2 separate regions of the Homo sapiens genome follow, and region 2 is linked to region 1. Evidence: chromatin contacts called from ENCODE Hi-C or POLR2A ChIA-PET data. All regions are on one chromosome and are shown on one strand. Each heading gives the region's core, a stretch centred on a gene start or an enhancer-like site at or near the end of the contact. The rest is flanking DNA. Distances are from core to core; before and after follow the strand shown. Region 1 overlaps MIR4713HG (MIR4713 host gene). Region 2 overlaps CYP19A1 (cytochrome P450 family 19 subfamily A member 1).

Region 1 (3,334 bases), core at 379-2,878:
TGGCCAAGACATTTTCTTGACCCAGGCTTAACAGATGAATCAGCCTGTTATCTCCTTTGCCATAATCAGCAATTTTTCTTTTGTACTTTCTCTTCCTTGAAGTGCACCATTCCATCTGCAGGATTCTTCAACATTGCTGAGCAAGGCCAGTGGCTGTCCTGTTATATTTTTAACATATGCAGGTGACTTATTTACATCCTGGCTACAGACTGGCTCAGGGGTGAGGGGACGAAAGCAGCTGCCCGAGCTGGCCGGTGAACCTGGACACTCAGCTGTCCAGCCAGCTGACGCTGTGACTTTCTCCCTTCAGACACTCAGTTGTGTTTTTCCACTCCGGAAACAGTGATTTCTACCCCCTGCCCTTCTCTGTCTCTTGATGGGAAATCTATCGCTAGTTGGCCTCGCTGTCCCTTGCTCTGCTCCTGAAATGGATACTAAAAGCAACTTATTTCTGAACCTGTGCTTTTCAGCTCACACTTCCACATCGTCCCTTTCTTTTGTCCCTTTCTTTTCTTCTCTGCCCGCATGATGGGCTGGCCCTTGGCAAGGTCTTTACTTTCACTGTGTTTTCTTTCTTTCCCCAGAGTCTCCGATCCTGTCTTTCTCAGAGGTGTTTTCATTGTTGCTGTTTCTCCTCCGTCTCTCATCCCCTCAGGCCTCGTTAGTCACTTCCTTACCTGTAAATATTTTTTTTTTTTTTTTTTTTTTTTTTTTGCCGGTGGTTGGGGGGGAGGTGGGGGAGGGGGGTTAGTGGACTTCCTTTCCCCAAAGTGCTCCGCTCTGACTCCCATCAGTAAGGCAGCAAGCCCAGACCCGTTAGTGGCCTTCCTTTCCCCAAAGTGCTCCGCTCTGACTCCCATCAGTAAGGCAGCAAGCCCAGACCCCGGCATGGAGCAGGTCAGGCAAGAGATGTATGCAGTGACTTAATAAATAAAATAGAATGGAATACGAGAACCAACAGAAAAGAAGCATGTAGAGCCGCTGGTCCTGAGGATCAAAAGAGCAGCAAAGATAGGCCTTCAGCTTTGGTGCTGAGCTTCCTCATAACAGGGGCAATCAAAGAAATAAGAGATTACAGTGTTGATAATAGATAAATGATAGAAAATAATTGTAACATTTTTGAAGGAGCGTCTTATTAATTTTTCTGTCTTCTAAACGCTTGTTTGGGTCAGGGCCTTAAGCATAGTAGATGCTCAATAAATACTTGTTTAAAGGATGAGTTAAAAGTAAAATCACGTATTATTGCTGGCTAATATGTATTGAGTACTTACTACATAGCAGGAAATTTCTAATTTGTTTCACCCAACAACCCCAGTAGGTGGGCACTATGGTTCTCCGCTTTTTCAAATGTGGAAACCACAGAGTAACTTCCCCAAGGTCACAGCTCTTCAGCGACCAGGTTATGATGTAAACTCAAGTGCCCGGATTGGAGCCAGCCACTAGGGAATCTGAAATGATGGAGCAAATGAGCATTTAGGGGTATTTTCATTTTACCAGACAGTAATACCAACCTGACTGGCTTTTTACTGCTGGCCCCTGGCAGGCAGCCCAGTTCAGTGAGCAGCCCTGCTAGAAACCAAGGCAGGCAGGCTCCCCTCTACCGGGAGCTGCCCGGCTTCAAAGCCGGTAAACCTTTTCCCTATCTGCCCCCTGCTGGCGGATGTGAGCATAGCAGGGCTCTCTCCCGACTCCTTGCAAGAGCACCCTGGAAAAGAGAGCGAGGCTGAGTGAAACCCCGGCTGCTGCTTGGGCTTCCGTAATTGTAGGGGAGTGGTGAATTGCCATAACCCCAAACTGGGACCTGGGCTCTGACATATAGGAATGTCTTAGGATGGGCTGGTTAAAATTGGTTGCTCTCCTGGCAAAGCTAGTTTGTGTAGTCACTGGATGTGGGGTGGAAACAGTGGGGCTTGGGGGAGGACGGTGGGGAATTAGAGATCATCTTTAAAAGCATTGGAACACCATTCAGGGGGCTCTGGGTTCTTGTCCAAGGGTCACCTACTCCAGCGGCAGGTATCCTGTCTGAAGCTGTGTCCTAATTTGTAAAAGGAGGCATTAGACTACATGACGTCTAATGGTCCTTCGATCTGAAATCTCTACCTGTAAGCTCTTTAAAGATTCCTCTAAGCAGGTCTCCTCGCTGGATCTCACATTCTCTCCCCAAAGGTCTTCCCCAGTGCCCATACCACATCTCCAGCCCTGCTCACCTGCATCCCCCTGTGGCCAGACAACTTGCTAACTCCAGCTGCCCACCCTGACCCCCAACCTGAGCCAGCTTTGTATGAGGTCCCCAGGCCCTGTTCACTAAGAATGGGAATCTTATGGTTCAGAAAGAAACTAGCCTGTGCTTCTTGGTCTTGAGGCCAGTTTGCCTCTCACTTCCTGACAAGTCCAAACCCAGGACAGCTGAGACAGCGAGAGCTATCAAGAAATGAGGGGAAGGGAGCTGCCGGCACTTTCTGTTGAGCAAATGGCTGAAGTTCCCAGAAAAGCTGGAGCGGAGGAACTCTGGGGAGGCACATAAAGTTGTTGTGGTCCAGGAATGGATGCCTGAGGAGCCCAGAAATTCCCAAGGGAAATGTTGTAGGGGTCGGAGTTCCTGTGCCAGCAGGGGTGGGAGGTACAGCCAGCCGTACGTGACTATTGCTATTAATGTGACCTCATGTTCAACCCTGGTGTTTTCTAAAGAAACAAGACTTTCCAGAGAATTTTTGTATTTATTTTGGGGCACCCATATATACACATATATTCAGCCTCAGCAGAGCCTAAGGCAGGGTTCCTGGGGTGAAGGACAAATTATTTTTCTTAGTTTTCAACCCATAGGGACTGACACTTTAAAAAATGCGATAAAAATAAATTATTAGAAAATGAAATGAAGACCACCAAAACTAGTCTCTACTCTTCCTTCCCTTCCCTTTTTCTTTCTTTCTTTCTCCTTCTTTCTTTCTTTCTTTCTCTTTCTTTCCTTCTTTCTTTTCTCTCTGTTTTTCTCTTTCTTTCCCTTTCTCTCTCTCTTTCTTTCTTTCTCTTTCTTTCTTTCTTTCTTTCTCTCTCTCTCTCTCTCTCTCTTTTCTTTTCTTTTTTCTTTCTTTTCGACAGAGTCTTGTTCTGTCACCCAGGCTAGAGTGCAGTGGTGTGATCTCAGCTCACTACAACCTTCACCTCCCAGGTGCAAGCGATTCTCCTGCCTCAGCCTCCCAAGTAACTGGGATTACAGGCATATGCCACCAGTCCAGCTAATTTTGGTACTTTTAGTAGGGTTGGGGCTTCACCATGTTGGCTAGGATGGTCTCAAACTCCTGACCTCAAGTGATCCACCCCTGGCTTGGCCTCC
Region 2 (3,177 bases), core at 168-2,667, 36 kb after region 1:
AGGGCTATATTCCGGGCTATCATTTACTAATGTTTGGACCTTGGGCAAGTTACTTAACCTCATTTTCTGTGAATTGTAGGAGATAACAACATTTACCACATGGGGCTGCCATTCAAGTGTTTAGAACAATGGCTACAACAGAGTAAAGGCATAATGAATGTTAGCTCTTCCTCCTTTATTGCAGTAGAATTCAAAATATGATTTCAGACTAGGAATGATAGCTCATGCCTGTAATCCCAGCACTTTGGGAGGCCGAGGCAGGTCAATCGTTTGACTCCGTGAGTTTGAGCCCAGCCTGGTCTCAAATATGGCGAAACCCCATCGCTACAAAAAATACAAAAATTAGCCAGGCATGGTGGTGCACATCTGTAGTCCCAGCTACTCGCGAGGCTGAGGTGGGAGAATCGCCTGAGCCTGGGAGGCGGAGGTTACAGTGAGCCAAGGTCGTGAGCCAAGGTCACTCCTGCCTGGGTGATAGAGTCAGAGCCTGTCTCAATAAATAAATAAATAAATAAATAAATAAAATATTTTAAAAATATGATTTCAAAAAAGGCACATTCATAGACAAAAAAGATTGTAGCTAACTAAGTACCTGCTTACCTTTCATAAAGAAGGGTCGAGTTGTTTTCCAGAGCTCTGGATTGTTGTTAAATATGATGCCTTTCTCATGCATACCGATGCACTGCAGCCCAAGTTTGCTGCCGAATCGAGAGCTGTAATGATTGTGCTTCATTATGTGGAACATACTTGAGGACCTGAAAAGACAGGAAACTTTGGTGTCAATTTTTAAGGGTCAGGAGAACTCCTGGTGGTACATTTTGACTAGGAGGTAGCTCTCTTAGCAAATGCATGTTGCTCCAAATGCAATGTGCATGATTTCTAGTATTCGGGTTGAATAAGCACTTCTGTTAGCATGAGGACATCCTTCTCCAGTTGAATCATTTCTACCTACTGACTCCCTGTTTCAACATCACCAAAGATAGAAAACACACACACACACCCATATACCATTCCTTACTTCTCTTTCTTCTCTAACCTCACCAAAATACTACCCACTACTGGAGTCAGAGCTGCAAGGCTGCTAAGAAGCTGAACCCTCCATACCACCAGAGCCAGAAGAACCTCCAGCCTCCCAGGTATCATCCAGCCTCACTCCACAAAGTGCCACCCACTACAAGAGTGAGCCACAGAATCAGAAGTTTGTGGAATTACTAAAGTCTTGTTTTCCTATTTTGGAACCAGCAGTTTTGCCTAGTACCACCCAACTCCAGTCTCTAATCAGGCCTGCCCCCTCCAGTGGAGTATCAGTCAGGGCTTGAAAAATATCTCCTTGGGCACTTCTTCTAGCCCTGAGCTTGGCCAGCGCCTGGCTGGACTGGCATGCAAAGTTCACTGTGGTAGTAAAGGAAGCTATTTTGGGGCTCTGCCTTCCATCATGACTCATCAAAGTCTCCAGGGTCACAGAGTTCTCCCACGACACAGGATGTGATGAGTCATGAGACAGGGCAATTTGCATGATGCTCAATTATGCAAATTCAAGATGCATTAGATGTCATTGGTATTATCTTGATTTTAGATGTTGTTGTTACTTTCTTGGTGAACTTAATATTTATACAAAATTTCATGTATTAATTGCAACTTTGGTCCTCCCTCTCCTCTGGTCTCCTGAAATTTTGTTTCACAGCTGCAAATTCTCCCACTATGGAGGTTTTCAGAACAAATAACCCTCAAAGATTGCAAGTGGTTACTATAATATCTGCAATTGGTTCTCAGGTTGGAGAGACTTGCTCCTCCATCTCCTAGTTGACACTTGGCTCCTAAAAGGATACTTTTGCCTTAATGAGGTTGTTCAGTTAATGCCTGTTGAAATACATTCCCAGAGGACTCTAGACCAAAAAAGCGCTGCTCTGGTTCAATGTATTAGGTTGTGGGCTAAGTATTAATCCAGCTCTCACATCTGCGATGTGTTCCATAGTCCTATTTAAGCTTTAAAAGTAAGCCCCTGAAATAATGGTAGTGTCAAGAAATTAGAACAGGATTATTATTGTATAATAATATATAATATATAAGGTGTGGTAGTGTGTGCCTGTAGTCCCAACTACTTGGTGGGCTGAGGCAGTAGGATAGCTCGAGCCCTGGAGGTTGAGGCTGCAGTGAGCCATGATCAAGCCATTGCACTCCAACCTAGGTGACAGAGCAAGATCCTATCTCAAAAAAAAAAAAAAAAGCAGAGTTATTGTATAAATAACTTATTAATATTTATTTCAGGAAAAACCACCTATTTTCAAATAAAAACACTATTAAATATTCTCTTGATCTGATTCCAGATAATATTCATCAAATAATCCTAAGTTTTGGACATGTTTGCCTCTCCCTAGCAAAAATAAATAAATAAATAAATAAAAATCCAGATGCTTCCATTTGTATTCTGGGGAATTTGTCTGACGTTTCAAATTTTGTCATATATAGAAAAATTATGCTATAGGAAGGAATGAAATTCTTACTAATTAAAATATTTGAAAACTCTAGCTTTACTTACCTTCCCCTCCATCATTCTATAATTAAAGCAGAAATTAAGTAATTTATATATTCTTTATTCACAAACTAATATTTAAAAATTTTAAGCACTTAAAGGACAAACACTATTTTTCTGCTCTGACCCTGGGGCTTTTGCATACTGCATTAATCATATTGGCCTGTCCATTTCATTTAAGAACTTGCTAATCAGTTTTAAAAAGAGAGTAAGAAACTCCAAACATAAAACAAACCCAACGAAATATTTGCTAGTTATTAGTAATAAAGAGCCAACCTTTAAAATTCTTGTGTCCTTTAGGGGGCACCAACTTCTCAGCTATTTTGAATCCAAAGCTCAGGCTTGTTAGGGACAAAGCTAATCAGGCCGATGTGATAAAGCAAGGGATGTGTGACTGGCCACAGATGAGCAATTTAAAACAAGGTCACTTACTAAAAGTAGGCTGGATTTATCTAACCAGAGTAAATCAGAAAAGTGAAGAGAAGGTCAGTGATGAACTAAGGACCCCAGCCCAGAGCTCCTCCTGGCAGTCAAGACAGGCCTGGCTCTGGCTTGTGGGCCAGCCTGCAATACTGCCAGAGGCAAGTGTTATACTGATTATTTGGGAGAGTGAGGATTTCTTAGCACTGAGGAGAGTCCAGCTG

Evidence for each region. A loop is a pair of places that touch in the nucleus more often than their neighbours do. ChIA-PET counts read pairs that join two places held with the same protein, here RNA polymerase II (POLR2A). Pooled maps may share reads with other maps.
Region 2: a loop to region 1 is called in a map of ascending aorta, with 3 times the contacts of the local background. The contact joins two enhancer-like sites. A Hi-C loop is called at or near these places in 2 of 168 maps with a recorded cell type or tissue (aorta and ascending aorta), 2 of 37 single-sample maps with no recorded cell type and 11 of 50 pooled maps. POLR2A ChIA-PET finds 5 or more read pairs at or near these places in 3 of 52 experiments (GM10248, MCF 10A and Panc1).

What each region holds. Positions count from the first base shown.
Region 1 is chr15:51,191,208-51,194,541 of GRCh38, forward strand. All of the region lies in intron 1 of MIR4713HG (MIR4713 host gene), which reads left to right. Among named protein-coding and RNA genes, the nearest start is that of MIR4713, 49 kb to the right of the region's middle. Within about 2 kb of position 1,629, at least 9 of the 41 ENCODE cell types and tissues checked have a DNase peak (open chromatin) inside an H3K27ac peak, as active enhancers do; they include ascending aorta, where a contact is called at or near this core.
Region 2 is chr15:51,227,179-51,230,355 of GRCh38, forward strand. It overlaps CYP19A1 (cytochrome P450 family 19 subfamily A member 1), which reads right to left. Exons shown (of 10, transcript NM_000103.4): 4 at 601-755. All of the region lies in intron 1 of MIR4713HG (MIR4713 host gene), which reads left to right. Among named protein-coding and RNA genes, the nearest start is that of MIR4713, 13 kb to the right of the region's middle. RefSeq lists enhancers at 1,274-1,568, 1,294-1,588. Within about 2 kb of position 1,418, at least 7 of the 41 ENCODE cell types and tissues checked have a DNase peak (open chromatin) inside an H3K27ac peak, as active enhancers do; they include ascending aorta, where a contact is called at or near this core.